Linked DNA regions of Homo sapiens: region 2 is linked to region 1. Evidence: chromatin loops called from intact Hi-C (ENCODE). Cell type or tissue: PC-3. All regions are shown on one strand. Links, peaks and the distances in the headings refer to the core of each region. The heading gives the core; the rest is flanking DNA. Region 1 overlaps CKAP5 (cytoskeleton associated protein 5). Region 2 overlaps ATG13 (autophagy related 13).

Region 1 (9,972 bases), core at 773-8,772:
TCTTATTGTATAGTATTGAAGAAGATACTGCGAATCTGTTAAATTTCAAGATTGCAAAGGCTCAAATAAACTTATAAGTGAGCAATGGACCAGATACCCTAATATAATACCTGCCTGTCACACTCATTGACACTCATTGTTTATTCCCATAAACAAGTTATTCTCAACAGGGAAATGAGAGTAGGGAAGATGGAGAAGTGTTTATTTTTAAGAAAAGTAACATATGAGGGGGGACTCCATTTCAGAGGTAAGAAAAACAATGACTTCTGTCTTTTCAGTAATTTCTGTTCTAGACCAGGGAATGGAAGCTTTAGCTCATAATCTCAATATAATTTAAACAATAGGAAATCTTGTACAGTTTTAAGTGCTGTCACTTTTCTCATAAATTGAGGCCTACAGTATTAAAACAAAGTGCTTTAAAGTAATTATCAATTGGTATTTATCTTTAACTAGAAATTAAAGCCACTAGTTAATAATAACTAAAGCACACCGTTGACAGAGGAAAGGAAACAAATTAATGAAACCCATTATGAATTACTGTGTTTAGAAAACTATGATGAAAACAAGCAATAATTAAGGGGGGAAAAGTAGAAAGAACAAGTGAAAAAAGATTAATACCACATAGAAGTCTAAAGATTATATAAGAAAGCACTTCGAAAATCCAAATCTTAATGTAAAGATAAATAAATTATATATATATAAAAAATCAAATGTCCATAGGCATAGGCACATGACAAAATCAAAGAAGCGATGAGCTGGGAGGGAGGCATCTTATAAATAAAAGAACTATAGGCCAGGCGCAGTGGCTCACGCCTGTAATCCCAGCACTTTCAGAGGCTGAGGCAGGCAAATCACTTGAGGACAGGAGTTCAAGACCAACATGATGAAACCCTGTCTCTACTAAAAATTAAAAAAAAAAAAAATTAGCCGGGCATGGTGGCACGCGCCTGTAATCCCAGCTACTCAGGCGGCTGAGGCAGGAGAATCGCTTGAACTCGGGAGATGGAGGTTGCAGTGAGCTGAGATCGTGCCACTGCACTCCAGCCTGGGTGACAAAGCGCAACTCTGTCTCAAAAATAAATACATCAATTAAAAATAATAGAAAAAAAAGAACTATAATCTGTGAGAACAGGAAAGCCCACAGAATATGCTAAATCAGGTGACAACTCAAAACAGTTTAAAAATAATTTCAGGAATATCATAAGAAATTTTAAAGTTAATGCCTTTTTACTACTTTCATTAAAGGAAAAAAATTGAGAAATTAATGGGATTACTTGATTTATACAATACAAAGAAGAGATAATTATAAGGAGGGAAAAAGGATTGGTCTGTAATCTATTCTTCAATCTCATCCTCTTTTTTCCATTTCACCATTTCCCCACTTTTTTCCATTTCACCATTTCCCCACTTTTGTTATGTTTCTAGGAAGTCAACATAATACAAAGTTTGTGTGTACATATAACTAAAATCAAATACAAAAAATAAAATGTCAGCTGGGCACCGTGGCTCATGCCTGTAATCCCAGCACTTTGGGAGGCCAAGGAGGGTAGATCACCTGAGGTCAGGAGTTCGAGACTAGCCTGGCCAACATGGTGAAACCCCGTCTCTACTAAAAACACAAAAATTAGCTGGGTGTGATGGCAAGTGCCTATAAATCCCAGCTATTTGGGAGGCTGAGGCAGAAGAATCACTTGAACACGGGAGGCAGAGGTTGCAGTGAGCCGAGATCGTGCCACTGCACTCCAGCCTGGGCAACAATAACGAAACTCCATCTCAAAAAAGAAAATAAAAAAAATAAAATGTCTCTGTCACTACTTAAGGCAAAAAGAAAAGAAAATGTCGTTTCAGGTTAATTTTTACAACTGAAGTTAACTTTTCATTGTTTTAAATATTTTAGCCACAAAATTCAGTTTCTTTTTACTTGTTTGTGGTCTCTGATTCCCTCCACCCCACCACGTGAAAAGGGAAAGAAGTTTCTACTGCTACCCTAGATCTCTCAGAAATCTATTGTCTGTCTACTCAAATATAAAATCCATGATGCTCTCTCTTTATATAGTACAGCAAGAGATTATATTTACATTCACAATGCCAATGGAAACCACAGAACTGTCTTTGTGTGAGAAGCTAATATCCTTAGAAAATACATGTAGAAAACACATAATATTAATGATAAGGAAAAAGAAAAGGTTTTCTTTGACACATCGAGAATTCAGCACCAGAGCAATAAGATTTCTAATTAATAACCAAATGCTGGAAGAATTGACAGAGAATCTGTAGCTCTCTTCATATGCCACTGGAACCTGACTTTCCTTGTCTCAGTGCCCTCTACTATTCCCCTTCCCATTCTTTCCTCCCAGGTTCCAGGTTGGTAAAACTCTTTTTCCCCTAGGGCAACTCTCTTTTAATTTATTTTACACGAGTGTAACTCTTCAAGATGGAAAATTGATGACTGAACAAAGATTTCACAAATCATATCTCTGCCTCCAAGTCCCACTGAAGGAAAGCCTAGGAAGGTTAACTACTAGAATATAGTTGATCCTCATCATTCACGAATCCATATTTGCAAATTCACCTACTTGCTAAAACTTGCTTATAATCCCCAAATCAACACTCATGGTACTTTCCTGGTCATTTACAGACAAGTTCAGAGCTGTGAACATTTTGTGTTGTCTATTGTGCACATTCCCAGCTGAGGTAGACAAGATAACACTCTACCTTCTTGCTTTAGCTTTTACACTATAAACAAGTGTCTTTTTCATGGTTTATTCAGTGCCATGTTTTTGCATTTTTGTGTTTTTTGTTGGTGCTCTTGTTGTTTAAAATGGCCCCTAAGTGTAGTGCTGAAATGCTGTCTAGTATTCCTAAGTGCAAACAGGCTGTGATGTACCTTAGGGAGAAAATATATGCGTTAGGAAAAGCTTCAATCAGGCAAGAGTTACAGTGTTGTCGGCCAAGAGTTCAATGTTAATGAATCAACAACATATATTAAATATGCTATCTCCAAACAGAATAAAACAAAGTTATGTACTGATTGATGGAAATGTTGTGACCAAAGGGTTGCAGGATCCTAACCCTGTATTTCTCTTAGAAGCAATGATTCAATATTCACTAATTTAGTGTTCGCAGTGGCTTTACAGAATATAACTACTACAAGTAATGACTTAGGTGTGCGTATAATTAAAAATCAACTTCCTCCCCTCACCATTGTAATCCTCTGTAATTTCAGACTGAGGAAGCAAACAAAACAAAATTTTCATTCTTGCTATATTCATGAAGATGTTTTCAGAGTTTGTTCTTAAGCACTATAATCATATCCACAGTGTTTGATCTATACTTACAGTTTTCATAAAAAGTTACTACATACAAAATGTCCACCAGCAGCATTCAACTTGCAATACCAAAAGATTATTTCCTAAAAATGTTTATCTCTTACTTAGTACTTGTCTGTTTCAGAACTGACCTCATATTCGTATACTCTTTACATACTGATACAAAGTAGTGTGTTATCATTTGCTATCTTCATGTTTAATATTTGTCCAATTAAATACAGCTAACTTAAATAGCTCATCCTATAGAATTATAAAACTGGAAAATGTAGTTCTAGATCAGCAACTCTCTTTTCCTAGAGAGTTACAGAAGCTATCAAATAGCATACCTAAAGTCAAAGTGACAAAAAACAAAGATTGAAAATGAAACTAACCCACAACAGGAATTTAAAACAACCCTTTAAAAATGTATGTCTGTAATTCAAATACCATCAGTAATGTTCCTTAAGTGGCAATGTATGTGTAATTAAAAAGATGACTGATGAGAAATTCAAAGGCCTGATGGCTGTTACAATACCAGTACTGCAAGTCCTCATATTTACCTTCTTTAATGCTTTTACTAAATCTGCATAATCGCCAGCTTCCAGTTTGGGGTTTTTTATTAGTACTTCTACAGACTCCAGGGCCTCTTTTCTCTCTTGCCATTTTTTTGCCTCCTGCAAGATACAATATGAGTCATTTGTAACAGGAAATAAGAGAGCGGAATAAAAGTCTATTTATTGCACTCTGCTAATTCAAAGATACATAATTTTTTTAAAAAATTATAAAACTGGCCGGGCGCAGTGGCTCACGCCTGTAATCCCAGCACTTTGGGAGGCCGAGGAGGGCAGATCATGAGGTCAGGAGATCGAGACCATCCTGACTAACAAGGTGAAACCCTGTCTCTACTAAAAATACAAAAAATTAGCCGGGCGTGGTGGCAGGCACCTGCAGTCCCAGCTACTCGGGAGGCTGAGGCAGGAGAATGGCATGAACCCGGGAGGCGGAGCTTGCAGTGAGCCAAGATCGCGCCACTGCACTCTAGCCTGGGCGACAGAGCGAGACTCCGTCTCAAAAAAATAGTAATAATAATAAAAAATAAAACTGTGGAGGCAATCAGAACATTTTGTTCATATATATAAATTTTTGTTCATATATAAAAAGTATTTTCATAAGATGTTATAACTAAAGTAATATAATAAACAAACAATGCCATAGACGTTTCATTCTCATTTTCTAGGCAAACGTTAGTAAGCAGATGTCAAACAGAAAACATTAATAGAAAGCATTTCTAGCCCACCCATCTCACAGCAGCACAATTACAGGAGAGGAATTTCTACACTGACAACATTAAAAAGACCAGAAAAGAACAATCACATAACCAACAACCCACTACTACAGTGGTGGTTGGGATAAGACTGTGTTTCTCAACTGGGGATGATTTTGTCTCCTAGGGAACTTCCGGCAATGTTTCAAGACATTTTTGATTGTCATGACTTAGGGAGATGGTATTACTGACATCTAGTGGATAAAAGCCAAAGATGCTGCTAAACATCATACAATGCACAGGACAGCTGACAAAAAATGTCAACAGTGCTAAGGTCAAGAAACCTTGGGGTAAAGTAGTGGCAGTAGAAACGGAGAAAGGGGAGGAATCCGGAGCTCTTTAGTGTTAAAAACCAGAGAGAAAATTAGAAAAAGGAAGTCAAGAATGTTCTGGTTTTATGGCAAGACATGTTTTAAAAAAGTGCTATAATATATATATGTACAAAGTAGTGTGGGAGCAAAGAGGAAGAAGCAACTAACTCACTCTACTAGGGAAGATATGGGATGGAAGGGGGTGCATCAGGCAAGGGCTCAGCAGAGTATTCTAATTCTATTCAAGTAATTATTTTACAAGAAATAAATGAAAGAAGTTTAACTATTACTTACAATTTTGTCATAAAAGTCTTTGGGAAGTTTGGAAAGGATTTCTACAGCTTCTAAAAGCTCATAAGCATCTATTTGTGGCACCTCATCACCATCATCACCACCTTTAAGGAGAAAAACAACACAAACCTTAAAAATGCTTAGAATTGTTTTACTTATCAGTTATCAGTCCTTTCACAACCCTGATGAAATTTTAATAGAGAAGGGACCAGAGTTATTAAAGCTACATGCAACTTATATTTTATTAAAGGCAATCCTACAAAATATGCCTAATGAACACAGATTCTCATGGCAGTGCCAGTTCTTGCTAATTTTTGCAGAAACCGGTGTTTAAAATTGGCTTACCTCCTTCAGCATCTCCACCAGCAGACTGTTGTTGTTCCAATTTAGCTTCTAGTTCTTGTTGGGAACGAAGAAATCGAGTAGGTCTAGGAGCACTTGTTGGCAGTTTGACCCATTCTTCTTCTAGTTCTTTCAACTGCAAATGTCATATAATATTTAAATAATATCTGCATCTCCACCATTAGTTAACATACTTAATACTTACATTTATTGACATATCAGGACCCAATTTCTTTCTTTTTTTTTTATTGGAGACAGAGTCTTACTCTGTCACCCAGGCTGAAGTGCAGTGGTATGATCTTGGCTCACTGCAACCTCCACCTCTTGGGTTCAAGCAATTCCCGTGCCTCAGCCTCTCGAGTGGCTAGGATTACAGGTGTGCACTACCACATCCGGCTAATTTTTGTATTTTTAATAGAGATGAGGTTTCACTATGTTGGCCAGGCTGGTCTTGAACTTCTGACCTCAGGTGATCCTCCTGCTTCAGCCTCCCAAAATGCTGGGATGACAGGTATAAGCCACCGTGCCTGGCCTCTAATTTCTTATTTATGTGGCTCTACCAGGGCAAACAAGAAAGATTCATTCATTCATTCATTGAGAGACAGGGTCTCAACTCTTTTGCCCAGGCTGGACAATTTTGGCTCACTGCAGCCTCCACCTCCCCAGGTTCAGGTGATCCTCCCACCTAAGCTTCACGAGTAGCTAGGACTACAGGCTGTGCTACCATGCTTGGCTAATTTTTTTTTTATTATTTGTAGAGATAGGGTTTGCCATGTTGCCCAGACTGGTCTCGAACTCCTAGGCTCAAGTGATCTGTCTCCCTGGGCCTGCCAAAGTGCTGGGATTATAAGTGTGAACCACTGCACCAGCGGAAGAAAATATATAATTAAATTTTATTTCTTTTACAGCATAAGTCAAACCAACTTGAATTTACTATAAGGAAGACGTATGTCTAAGCACTAAGAAAGAACAGTAAGTCCCACTTTTTAAGACACTCTCATTAGTTCATTAATTCAGATACATTTACATCATCAGAAGAGTCTCCAAAACCAATTGTAATAAAAAGCCAGAAAGAATGTACTTCACACAGATAATAAGTTCTGCCACCCAAGAGAATTGCTGAGAAAGTTAGCTATGCTCAGAAAAGCTGATTTCAAAATTAAGAATGTAAAATAATTATTTTTAAGGACAGAATATCAACAACGATAGGAAGAAAATATTTTCATATTAACCTTGTGCGAAAGCAACCAGAAAACTTTTTGTCTCACCTGAACAGAGTTTATATTTTGTAATGGGGGTCTCAGAGCATCCCGAATCCATCTGTAAATCTCCACAGCAATTAGTTTGGCTTCATCTCGAACAGCCTTCTCTCGAGACTCAAAGAGTTTTGGCAACACTTTGATAATTGGCTTAAGCAAGATGATTTTGGAACCAAATTCACTACAAGTAAAAAATTGGGAAAAAACTGTCAACGTGCAATGCAATTAAATAAAGCATTAGCTTTTCTTCATTCAAACATAGTTCCATATCTACATATTAGAAGAATTATATAAGTTCAGTTTTTTTTAAGGCAACAAAAGAAAAGGAACTCATAACTGCTTACCTACTAAGGTGTTGTTCTTCTAAGAATATTATTTAATGTGTAGGGCCCAAAATAATATTACCATTTTTAAACAAACTTTCTAGGTAAGCAGACTAGGAATAATTAAAACCTATAAAGGATCAACATGTTTAATACCCTTTTTTTTTCTTTTTCAGATGGCATTTTGCTCTTGTTGCCCAGGCTAGAGTGGTATGGCATGATTGCAGCTCACTGCAACCTCTGCCTCCTGAGTTCAGGTGATTCTCCTGTCTCAGTCTCCCAAGTAGCTGGGGTTACAGGCATGCGCCACCACGCCCAGCAAATTTTTGTATTTTTAGTAGAGATGGGGTTTCACTATGTTGGCCAGGCTGGTCTGGAACTCCTGACTTCAGGTGATCCACCCGCCTCAGCCTCCTAAAGTGCTGGATTACAGGCGTGAGCCACCACACCCAGCCTAATACCACAAATATGTATGTATATACATATAAAAGCTTACAAATATAAACTAGTTTATAAATATTTACATGAATGAAATCTACTTTTAATAAACCTTTAATAGCTCCTATAATTAAAGTGATTCATTTACCTAGATAGATCACAAATCTTGGCAATATTTTGTTCCTGACTTTGTGGCTATCACACTATAACTCTGGGCATCTTAAATCTTTCTTTACTTCAGTTTTCTATGGGGAAAATGTTGCATTTTGACTTCTTTCAAAAAGCATATTTGGCCAGGCGCAGTGGCTCACACCTATAATCCCGGCACTTTGGGAGGCTGAGGCAGGTAGATCACCTGGGGTCAGAAGTTCAAGGCCAGCCTGGCCAACATGGTGAAACCCTGTCTCTACAAAAATACAAAAATTAGCCAGGCACGATAGTGGGCGCCTGTAATCCCAGCTACCTGGGAGACTGAGGTGGAAGAATCGCTTGAACCCGGGAGGCAGAGGTTGCAGTGAGCCGAGATCGCGCCACTGCACTCCATCCAGCCTGGGCAACAGAGCAAGGTTCCGTCTCAAAAAAAAAATAAAATTAAAAAAAAGTGTGTTTAACCTTACATATCTGTCATAGATTACATTTTCAAGTTCCCAACTGGCCAATTTTAGCTATCTAATATCACTATTAACATTTGTGAGTATCAGATTCTGGAGCAGGAGAGATTTATTTATGAAAGAACACTGAAATTCTGTATGAGTAGTAGGACCCAAATTATTATTTATCTATTATCTAATGTGCACAAATTTATCTCATGTGAGCAAATGCAACAAAATTACTCAGTAATAGCTACTAGTGTACTCCAACGATTTTTTTTTCTTGGTTTTTGTTTTTACTTTTTTGGAGACAGGGTCTCACTATGTCATCCAGGCTGGAATGCAGTGGTATGATCACAGCTCACTGCAGCCTCGACCTTCCCTGCTCAAGCTATTCTCCAGACTCAGTCCCCCAAGCAGCTGAGACTACAGAGGGGCACCACCATGCCCGGCTAATTTTTTTTTTGTATTTTTTGTAGAGACGGGGTTTCTCCTTGTTGCCCAGGCTGGTCTTGAACTCCTGGGCTCAGGCAATCTGCCTGCCTCAGCCTCCCAACCCAAAGTGCTGGGACAATACAGGCATGAGCCACTGCTCCTGGCCTTAATTATTATTATTATTTTTGAGATAGTGTCTCACTCTGTTAACCAGGCTGGAGTACAGTGACACAATCATAGCTCACAGCAGCCTCACCCCCTGGGCTCAAGTAATCTTCCTGCCTCCTGAGTTGGTGGGACTACAGGCACAATAAAAAAAGAATTTTTAATAAGATACCTGGCTATGTGATATAGTTTAAGTACAAATATCATGAGAATAACCTACATAATCTCTAAGATTTTTTAAAATGCTTTTATATTATTAAAAAAATTACATTTTAACTTGGCTCAGCTGACCTTTAAGATTAAACAAAAAATAAGAAATTATAGTGGCAATAAACCATTTTGTTTTAGGGATATTTAACATGGTGCCTGAAGAACCTAACATTTGAGATTTCTTAAATCTTCCTATATATTATTACTGTTTCATCTGAATCTTTTTTCTCTATCCTGGCCTCCTTCTGTAAGAAAAAAAAGATGGAGCAAGTCCACATGGAAAATAGACACCTTAATAAAATAAAACCTAATTTTGATACTAAACGTATTACTATAGAAAACACAAAAGGGTACTAGAAACCTGTTTTAGGTACCACAAATGTTTCTGGTCACCTGAAGCTCTCACTAACAAAGCTTTAGCAAGCTCTGGAACCCAGGATCAAGCAGTTTGGCCTCAAGGTTCTTGAGGGTCCCAGAGAGCTACCTAGTTAAACTATAGACTCTGAAATGCTTTAGGACAAATAAAGAACCACACAGGGATGGGACTACATAACAACATCTATGAAGAAAACATGAGATATACGTAACTTGTTATTTTCCTACCCTTATTCTCCCAGTTTAGCTAAAAAATGAAATAACCAGAGTACACAGCACTCCAGACTAGAAACTTGTAATTTAAAGGTAGAAGATTATAGGCCAGGTGCGGTTGCTTATGTCTGTAATCCCAGCACTTTGGGAGGCCGAGGTGGGATCACTTGATGCCAGGAGTTCCAGACCAGCCTGACCAACATGGAGAAACCCATCTCTATTAAAGAAAAAAAAAATTAGCTGGGTGTGGTGGTGCTCACCTGTAGTCCCAGCTACTCAGGAGGCTGGAGGCATGAGAATCGCTTGAACCCAGGGGCGGAGGTTGCAGTGAGCTGAGATCGTACCACTGCACTCCAGTCTGGGTGACAGAGCGAGACCTTGTCTCAAA
Region 2 (9,972 bases), core at 1-8,000, 130 kb before region 1:
TTGTAGAGCTGTACACTTGGTATTTTATTCTAGTGTCAGTCAGATCTGTGCCAGGGATATTTCATGTTTAATTTCTGAATCATCTTGCTCTTGTGGTCCTTTTCTCTTTTGTTAAGTGTGTGGCCCACTTGGACTCCCAAGGCCGTTCCATTAATCCTCCAGCCCCTGCAAAGCCCTGATGCATATACCCCTCCCTACCCTGTGCCTACGCAGCTGCCCTGCGTTCTCCCACTTGCTCGGCCCAGCTAGGGCTGAGCTTCGTCTTGCTTGCTGCCTCCCCTCTTCGGGACTGGGCTGGCTGCCTCCTCAAGGCCCTGCCTGAATAAACGGCTCTTCCCTCTCTTTCCGGTACAGGACTCATTACCAGAGAAGCTGGCTGTGCATGAGAAGAATGTCCGCGAGTTTGATGCCTTTGTGGAAACCCTGCAGTAAAAGTATCCTTGAGTCCCAGCAGCACCCCCTTTTTGTGGCCCCAGGGCATAAGCAGCCTCCCATGCATCAGCTGCTCCCACCCCTCATCCTGCTCTGAGCCAGGTGGAAGGGAGGCTGGCTTCTCCCATGGGGACCCAGAAGTCCCTACTCTTGGACCTCCTGGAGACTCCGTGGCGGCAGTCAAGCCCAGTGCCCAGTTGGAGAAGACTCACGTGCTGGCCTTGGAGATGGGAAGAACCTTCGTACGAAAAAGCCCTCAGCAGGGCCATCTGTGTGCCCTGCCCATCACCAACTGCTTCCCAAGGGTGTCATCCTGTTCCTCCTGCTGCCGGCCTCCTGCCTGGGCCTGCCTTGCAGCTGGCCCCTTCCCTGCCTGCTGTCACCATCCACTGTTTGACATTCCAGCTGGTGGCCAAGAGATTGGTGTGGAGTCGCAGAAAGAGGAAGGAGACAGTGCCAGGAGGAAGAAGGAAGGAGTCCCTTAGCTCTCTTCATTGTCCCCTTTACTTCCTGCTATCTTCTTCTCCTCTTCTTCTCTCTCTTGCCTCTATGCCTGTATTTCTGGCAATATGACAGGCCTGCCTACCCAAGATCAGAACTCCAAAACCACTCCCACCCCTGAAGGTCGGGAGGGTCTGAGCAGCCCTGGTGGCTGCCTGTGCTCAGGTCCTCAGCTCCATGGGAAATAAAAATGGCACCCTGAATCTCTAGGATTTTGTCACTTGGAGTCACAGCAAAGTTCTCTTCCTCTTGTCCCCCCGTTGCTGCTCCTTGGTTATAGAACATGGTAAATATTTATTACTTTCAGAGAAACCAGATATTTTATAGAGGAAATATGTTTGAGGTGAGTTGTTTTTCACTTGGAGAAGGCGGAGGGCTCTTCCTGGGACGGAGACCTCCTCCTCCGGAGGTTATTGAGAATCCGGGCTGCTGCTTTGAGGATCTTCCCACCATACAGACAGCGAGATCCAAGAAGAGGGCTGGCCGGGGGCAAAGTCACCTCCCAGTGTGGCTGCACTGGAACTGACTAAAGGCTTTACCTTGGATAGTTGCGTATTCCTGGTGAGAGCCTTACATCTCCCACAGTTTCTGCAGAGTGACTGACTCCATTCTGGCAGCCCAGGAAGTCCTGGGTGCTAAATGTGATGGCCACATGTAGTGGTTAGGGGATGTTGTGTGTGTCCCCCAACTGCCTGGGTACTTGTTCCTGATCCCTGGGGCTGTCCTGTGGAGCTTTTCCTCCTGCTTGGGCCTAGCTACCATCTCCCTCTAATCCCAGGTTCTCTACACTGCCCTGGGGTTTACCAGCTGGATTGGCTTCTGGTTGAGAAATCAAAGCTGGGCGTATGATTGACTTAACCCTTCAGGTATTGTTACTTGAATAAGTCAAGTGCCTAGCCTCACCCACCTATGATCTGTCCTTTCCCAGCCTCGCTGGTAGTCCTGGTCAAGGAGATCTAGGTCTACTCCATTCCTCCTGGCCCACCTGGGGCATTCACTGGCAGCAGCTGTGCTTCAGTGGAGCAGGTGGTTCTCAGCTGCTTGTTAGTATACTGCATGTGACACTGTTCCCACATACAAGGCTGACTTCTGAGGATTGGAGCAGGCTCTGGCGGGGACCAGAGCTCTGCGTGCTGCTGCTGCCACCAAGAAGTGTTAGCAGAAGCAGTAGCAGCCAACTGGCCCTCCTGACTTTGGCCCAGAGCACATGCGTGGCTTGCTGAACCCAGGCTCAGGTTTATCCCCAAGGCCCCAGCTTTGAGAAGGGGGAAGGCCCCTGGTAAGTTATTGATGCCCCCATATTTCAGCTACTGCTCTCTTTCCAAGGCCTTGCATGGAAAGGCCTAGCCATTGTCTGAGGCAGCAATCTTTGGCATCTACAGGTGGCAGCAGCCTTTCACCAGGGCTCCATCTGTGAAGAGTCTCAGCCATGACTTTGAGCTGAGCTTGGGAGAAGTAAAGCAACTGTTAAGGCCAGCCCTTGCCCCTCAGACCTGCCATGAAAGGAATGAGCCCTAGACTGACTCCTGCAGCACCCCCGGGACAGGCTGGGACCAGCTGTTTGTCTCCAGGTGTCAGAGTCCCTCCTCCTCCTCCAACCTCTCCAACCTACTTTGTTTGGAAATACCGAGCTACACTTCAAAATGTATTCAAGGGATTTCCAATAAATTTTTTTCTGTACTTTACAGCCTCCTGTCCTGTAGGTTGTCTGAAGACCTCGTAACCCCTTCCCCACCCCTGCCCCAGTGCAGGTCTGGGAAAGGGGAGAGTGGTGCGTTGTGAAGCGCAGAAAGACCTCAAGTGTCTGGGCAAGCCTGTTTTGAGTCGGGTGTGGCCTCTTAGGGGCTGTATACCCTGGGGTTTCCTGGGTCAGGAAACTTCTTAGTATTTCTCTTTCCCTGGTCCCCTATCAGGGGCTTGAATTTGAATATTCAGTTGGAGAATGCATTTAAAATACACCCATAGTAAAATCTCCATAAAATGCAGGCCACCGTTATCAGCTCTTTATTGCTCTTACATAACAACTCACCCTGGAGGGAAAAACAACAGTGCAAGGCAGGGAGTGCAGGGCTCCCCAAGCCATCTGGGGGATTTGTGGCTGAGCAAGCAGAAGAGAAGTAGCAGGAAGTTAAAGGTCCATGCAAGTTTGTTAGCTGCCTTGATCTGACTGGCGGTGCTTGAGCAGCCAGGAAGAGTAGAAGAGCCCCGGGGTATGCGTCCTGTCTGGCTCCTGGGGCCTGGGGCTGCAGGCCTCTCAACCCGGCCAGGGCCAGCCCCGCCTCCTAATTCTCCTAGTTTGTGACCATAGTTAGGGGAGGGAGCTGATTGGTGGAGACAACATCCCGGAGGTAGGGATGGTTCTAGAGGCAAAAGAGAACTGACAGAACTGGACAGCTGCTGTCTGGGTTGCTTCCCCACCCGCCTTCAGGCTGAAGCTAGGCCCAGGATTAAAAGGGCTGGTTAGAAAAGTCCAAATCCAGCCTATTCCTGGAGCCAGGAGCTCCTGATTATTAGTAAACCAGGTGACACTGATCATGTGGCCAGCCAGGACAGTTGCCCAATACCTGAGTCAGAAGTGACGAAAAGGCTGTTCTGGTGTTCCCCCTTCAATCAGGAACCCCCAATAACAAAGTTTTCAGTTGCCCCATGCCCAGCAATGGTGTCCTACCTCTTTAAAGCATCTCCCTACACTCTACCCCTGGAGGCCATCGTTGTTAAGGCCTTGGTAAATTGGCATTTGAGTCACTCAGCAGAGGCCCTGCCAGGAGCCCAACCCAAGTAAACAGTTTCCTCGCTCCTGTTTCCCTGGGTCACTGCCTCTCTATTCCAGCCACTCAGCTCTAGCTGAGCAGATCCAGAGAGAGAGGAGGCCCCCAGTGCCTGGAGGAAGGCCACCATTGTGGAATGGGACTTGCTTCTTGGGGCTGAGGCCCAATGTTTGTAATCACCATCTGTAACCACAGCCTGATCCTGCAGCTCTGGCCCTGCTCCCCCAGCCCGGACAAGCAAGGAGGAGAAAAACCAGGCCCAACTGGGGCCGCTATAGCCTCCTGATTGCCATTAGCAAGCAAGCAGCAGACACCTGGAACCTGACCACTATGGGAGGTGAAATTCTGGCCTACCTTCTCACCAACAAACCTGTCAAAAAAAAATGCGGTAAATAATCATCTTAACTTTTAAAGCAAAGCAAAACTTGCTTAAGAGAGGATAGGAGAACTGGATCTGTCACAGCCTCCGTGTGGGCCTGGCAGGTGGAAATGGCCTGGCCTCAGGCTGAGGGGTGGGCAGGAAGGGAGGACTCGGGCTGAGGGACCCTCTCCCAGCTGCTGTTGCATGAGGCTGGGGCTATCACACCATTCACCCATGACCACTGCACACTCGCGGTGTTAGATACGGTCTACATTTTTTTTTTTTTTTTTTTGAGGTGGGGTCTTGTTCTGTCACCCAGGCTGGAGTGCAGTGGTGCAGTCACGGCTCACTGCAACCTTGACCTCCAGGGCTCAAGCAATCCTCCCACCTCAGCCGCCTCAGTAGCTGGAACCACAGGCATGTGCCATCATGCTCGGCTAATATTTTTTTTTATTTTATTTTTGGTAGACAGGATCTTACTATGTGAGATCTAACTATGTCCAGGCTGGTCTCGAACTCCTGGGCTCAAGCAATCCTCCTGTCTCTGCCTCCCAAAGTGGTGGGATTACAGGTGTGAGCCACGTGCCTGGGGTGTCTGCATTATTTCTGATCCTCAAAGGAACCGTCTTCTGATGAAGCAGCAGCCACAGGGGTGGTGAGCCAGTGATGATGACTGTTAGCGGTGAGAGCTGGCACGTGAGGGAACGAGGACTCAAACTCTCGTGTGACTCCAGATCCCACACCATTGTCCATCACAGTCCACACCACTTTTCTTCCCCCTGCTTGCCTTAGATAAATCTAAGATCCCTTCAAACTTCCGGTACCTTCCAGTTGGGAAACAGGAGAGGCCCTGGTCATAGGATGCAGCACATGGTGGCCTGCTGGAATGCTGGGGGTACAAACAACGGGAAGGTGGCCGTGGACACCTCCATGCCTAGAAGCTGGTCAGGAAGCTGCCCTCATCACCACTCGAGTGCACAAGATGAGGAAGCGGCAGACGGACTGGGGAGGGGACTTCCTGAGGCCCCATCTGTTCCTCTTCCTCCACCGCACCACACTTCCCATCCAGTTTCCAACTTCCACACCCAACTCATTTCCCCAACATCCAGATGAGCAGTTTTGCATCAACATTTTTATTGAAATACAAAAAGTGCAAACGGTGAAATACATGATTGGTGCCAAGGAAGTCATTAAGTGTGAATGTGAACACTGGATTCACACAGTACAAGCACCCGCTCCCTGGGGTACAGACCAGTGGGGGACATGAGAAAGACCAAATAGATCCGAAAGGCTCCCCAGTGAATGGGGCTGTGAGCGACACTTGATACACAAAGGAGGGCGGAGAGCAGAGCAGCCCTGGCCGAGGCTAGAGACCAAGGGACTGATGAAGAACCAGCAGCAGCCCAGGCCCCAGGGGGCTGGATGCACTGCTGATGGTCTTGGGAGAGCCCAGCGAAGTTATGCCCAGGCCCAGCCTGGCTTGCGGATGGGGCTGGGCTGGTCAGTGAGGATCCCCACAGTACGGGCTCTGGAATCATCCTGCCTGGCCAAGGTCATGGGGGCAGGGTCACTGCAGGTACTTCCCTGTACTCCCCAAGGACAAGGCTGCAGGAAGAGGGATCCCCAGGAAGGAGTGTAATTCTACGAGACAGTGGGAGTGAGATCAGCCATCACTGGGGCCGAGGTTCTTTGAAAGACAACAGGGCTGGCCGGGTGCAGTGGCTCACGCCTGGAATCCCAGCACTTTGGGAGGCCGAGGTGGGTGGATCATGAGGTCAGGAGATCGAGACCATCCTGGCCAACATGGTGAAACCCCGTCTCTACTAAAAATACAAAAATTAGCTGGGCATGGTGGCATGCACCTATAGTCCCAGCTACTCAGGAGGCTGAGGCAGGAGAATTGCTTGAACCCAGAAGGCGGAGGTGTGCCGAGATCGCGCCACTGCACTCCAGCCTGGTGACAGAGCGAGACTCCATCTCAGAAAAAAAAAAAAAAAGGTGGCCCTAGAGCCCCTTAATCCCCTGGGGAAATTGCTAGAACCCACCTATCTGGACTGACCTATCAGCACAATCTCTGCCCCTCCTACGGGCACTCTTAGTCTCTACCCCAGCCCCTTTAAGAGTCCCCCAGCTGGAGGAAGGAGCCATAAGATCCTGAGGCACTGAGTCACCTCTGGCTGGGGCAGGGGCCAGTGTGACTCCGTAACAGACAGGTCCACAAGAACATGAAGGCTGATGATCTGCCCGTGTGGGAAAGGAGGCCAAGAGGGGAGAGGCTAACCTGGCCGGTCACTGATTCCATCACACGCTGTAGCTCTCGGGGGCGGGGAGGTGGAGAGGGAGGTTTCAAGTGGATGCTGGGACTCTGAGCCATGTCATCCAAGCTACCAGTCCCTGCACAACCAAGGGGTTAGGACACCCCAGGGGCAGTATCACTTGGGAAAGGCTGACCCAGGATGTGTGGAAGAGGAGGCAGAAAGCAGACACAGTCTCCAGCCCTGTCACTCCTCAGCAGGGGAAATACCCCAGACTGCGCTGCTGGGGGCAGTACAGGAGCAAGGGTGCTTGCACTCAGGCCTTCATGCAGTGGGGCTTCTGCAAAGCAGGGCAGCCTACCAGATAGGGAGGCACCTCAGCTTGGGGCGGTGTCCACACCAAAGAGCTCAGCTGCTCATTCCCAGCAATCAAGAGGGGAGGACTGGCCCCTGCTACCAGCCCAGCCGGCAGTCATTTGATTCATCCACACTTGCTAGGGAAACAGAGGCAGGAAAAAGCAGGAAAGGGGTTACTGGGGCTCAGTCCTTCTCCAGCTGGAAGAGCCAAGCCCAGCTCTGGAGAGCCCAGCAAAAGCCCGGTGTCCAGAGAGGCAGTGAGAAGTGTAAGGCAGAGAAAAACGTCTTCTGGTAACAGCGAGGCCGCCAGGGCCGTGAGGCGGGCTGGACAGAGGTGGGGGAGAGCATGCCTGATGGGTGGCTCCAACATCTCTCTCCAGGGGGCTTCATGGCCCCTGATGCCAGGAGGAAGAGTCCAAACCCGGGCTACCAGAGAAGGGGCTGGTGGGGCAGGGGCCAGGTTCAGAGCCCGCTGGGGTCCGGGCTTGGGAACAGCTCCCCTTGGTGATCCAGAAGGAACTTGGTGAAGGTGTTGATGGGATTAATGGCCTTGAGGGTGATGGCCGCATCCTTGGCCCACAGCAGGTTAGGGCCGAAAACAACAGCCAGGTTAGTGTTGGTCATCTTGTTCTGGTCACTGTGTGCAGAAATCTGTGGAGGGAATCAGGGACTGCAGCAGGAAGCCACAGATGCTGCCTCCCACTCCCAGCAACAATGACCAGGGCGCAGAGGAGGCGGCAGCTCCTCCTTCCCCCTCCCTTCACCCCAGAGGCCAAGTCCAAGGTCTCACCTGCACCAGGAAAGCAGTCAGGAAACGAAGCACCTGGTAGTTCTCCTCGGGCAGCGTCTGGAGGACCTGCAGTGTCGCTGGCACCCTCTGGCTTTCATCAATGTCTATGAGGAAAGGAGGCCCGGGTTATAGGGGCCCTAGGCTGGGCTGGTTCAGGACGCTCTGATGCAGGCTAGAGGGGAGACCCCCAGCAGTCTTCCCTGGGAGGCGCCTAGGCCCGAAAGCCTGCAGCGCACCTGCCCCAAGTCCAGCCCCAGGCCCAACAGAAGAGATGGGGACTCACTGAGGAAGCCCACCACATGGGGGTAGAGGTCAAAGGTGAGCAGGGGCTCAGGAAGCTCCCGGAGGAAGGTCTTGAGGATGACTGCTGGCAGGTGCAGCTCATTGTACTGGTCGAAATCCACAGGCAGCCCTGGGGTGGGGGCAGCGTGAGAGAAGCTCGGCACAGCCTGAAGGGCAGCACCCATCTGCAGACAACGCGGGCCGCACTGCCTGACTGCCCCTGGACACTGCATAAGCCCCTCCTCCCAGGGGCGCCCTCTGACACCTGCCTCCCTCTTCCTCTGTGATCAGAGAATGCAGGTTCCGGCCATCTGGGGAAGTGGGGCCCGGCACACCCCACCGTTATTCCTTGCCTCTGAATGTGCCTATACCCAGGACCCGGGAGCCCGACCGATGAGGCAGCAGGCCTGGCAGAAGTAGGACTTATGTGACACCCAGAGCCACGGAAACCTCCAGCAGGAAGAGACTCTGAGACTCTCATTTACAGGGCAGCAGAGGGCAGAGAAGCCCCCTACCAGTAACACACATATGGCCCTGCAACAGCCCAGGGCTGCTCACCCATGTTGTACTTCTGCTGCACTTCCCGGACCACTTGGGTGTTGGCCGACCTCCGGAAGATGCCCTCGGTGGTGAGAGCTGGGAAACAGTAGGGCCTGGTGAGCCTCCGAGCGCTGGGCACCGGCTGGATTCCCTGCCCCTTCTCTGTCTTGGGGTTCTAGGCAGGGCTGGGTGGGGACGTTGAGGCTTGCAGGACCTCCCTCTGCCCTGCCCAGCAGCTTCCCCAGCTTCCTGAAGGGAGCCGGGAGACCTGGCTGGTGAGGAGGCAGGCCCGGCACTCACCGTGGGCCTGTAAGTAGGCAACAGTCTCCCTGAGTACAATGGGAATGGGCTCCTGCTCTGGATTCTTCTCCTGGAGGCTGCGGGAAAAAGGCTGGTGAGCCGGGCCTGCAGCCCTTCCCGCCCCGCCGTGGCCCAGCCACCTTTCATACTTACTGCTGCAGCGAGACTCCAAACTGCTGGTTGGGCAGGGGGGGCCGTGGGGGCATGGGCTTGGGGGCTGTCGCGGGGCTCTTCTGTGTGGATTTCAGGAAGTCGTCATATCTGTAGGAGTAGAGGGAGGTGGGTCAGGTCCTGCCTGGCTCTGGAGTCACTCTGCCAATTCAATCAAGCATTGACCACGCGGGGTCAGGAGGATCATCTCATGCGATCTCTGTAACAACTCCGCTTTCCACAGCAGAAAGCAAAGACCTGGGAGAGGTCGGGACACGGGCTTGCTCTGCCTAAGCCCCACGCGGTCTCTGAATCAGGACACACGTCCTCATTACCCTGGCTTCACGAGCCCCCAGCCGCCGCACCCGCCTCACTTGAGCACTTGGCGAGGGATCCCCAGCTGCTCCAGCTTCACGTGCTCGCTCAGCTCGCTCAGGTAATTCACATAGAAGATCTTCTGCCCGAACTTGAAGCTGTTGGTGGAAGAAAGGGCCTGGGTTGTGGGGGCCCGCTTCCGGTGGCCTCCACTCTCCCCTCAACACCCACCCAGTTCAGACGGAAGCCCAGCCGCACCTGGTGGTCCCCAGGCTGCCCAGCCTCCCAGCTTCAGAGTTCCAGGCAAGCCGGGACCACCAGCCCTGCCCGTGGCCACTCACCTGATGAGGGGCTTGAAGAGGATGAGCAGAGTTTTGATGAACATGGTTGGATGCACGATGTACAAGGCCTTGATGTTTTTCTTGTACCTGCAGAGACAGAATGGACAACTCAGGAGCAGGCGTGGTGGGACAGGTGCCACGCTAGGGTCCCAGTGCATACTTTTTTTTTTTGAGACAGAGTCTCCTTCACCCAGGCTGGAGTGTGATCTCAGCTCATTGCAGCCTCCACCTCCCGGATTCAAGCTATTCTCCTGCCTCAGCCTCCTGAGTAACTAGGATTACAGGCACCCACCACCACACCTAGCTAATTTTTGTATTTTTAGCGGAGACAGGGTTTCACCATGTTGGCCAGGCTGGTCTGGAACTCCTGACCTCAAGTGATCCATCCGCCTCAGCTTCCCAAAGTGCTGGGATTACAGGTGTGAGCCACCACACCCTGCCTCAGTGCATATTTTCTGATTTGAACATGCATGGCCAGCATGCGAGGTAAGGGCCATCACTGTCTCATTTTACAGATTAGAAAACAGGAGGCTCAAAGAGGTTAAGTAAAACAAGAGGTCAGAGTGCAAATAAGCTGAGA

Evidence for each region. A loop is a pair of places that touch in the nucleus more often than their neighbours do. Peaks named below come from ENCODE experiments on the same cell type or tissue, not always from the same donor. Only the 100,000 strongest peaks of a DNase experiment are listed, where the experiment ranks them.
Region 2: it touches region 1 in a loop (5-fold over the local background); 3 of 110 quality-filtered maps call a loop at or near these places.

What each region holds. Positions count from the first base shown.
Region 1 is chr11:46,804,163-46,814,134 of GRCh38, forward strand. It overlaps CKAP5 (cytoskeleton associated protein 5), which reads right to left. Exons shown (of 44, transcript NM_001008938.4): 5 at 6,845-7,016; 6 at 5,580-5,712; 7 at 5,238-5,338; 8 at 3,869-3,982. Among named protein-coding and RNA genes, the nearest start is that of CKAP5, 37 kb to the right of the region's middle. In PC-3, for the core only: a CTCF peak has its summit at 4,831 (motif pointing left); no DNase peak of the experiment used is centred there.
Region 2 is chr11:46,671,901-46,681,872 of GRCh38, forward strand. ATG13 (autophagy related 13) reads left to right here. Exons shown (of 19, transcript NM_001346311.2): 19 at 355-2,618. The coding sequence ends at 432. It overlaps ARHGAP1 (Rho GTPase activating protein 1), which reads right to left. Exons shown (of 13, transcript NM_004308.5): 6 at 9,393-9,479; 7 at 9,111-9,209; 8 at 8,740-8,847; 9 at 8,587-8,663; 10 at 8,305-8,382; 11 at 7,748-7,876; 12 at 7,465-7,568; 13 at 5,180-7,325. The coding sequence ends at 7,137. Among named protein-coding and RNA genes, the nearest start is that of ARHGAP1, 24 kb to the right of the region's middle. In PC-3, for the core only: no CTCF peak of the experiment used is centred there; a DNase peak (open chromatin) is centred at 3,681; H3K27ac peaks cover 1,223 bases.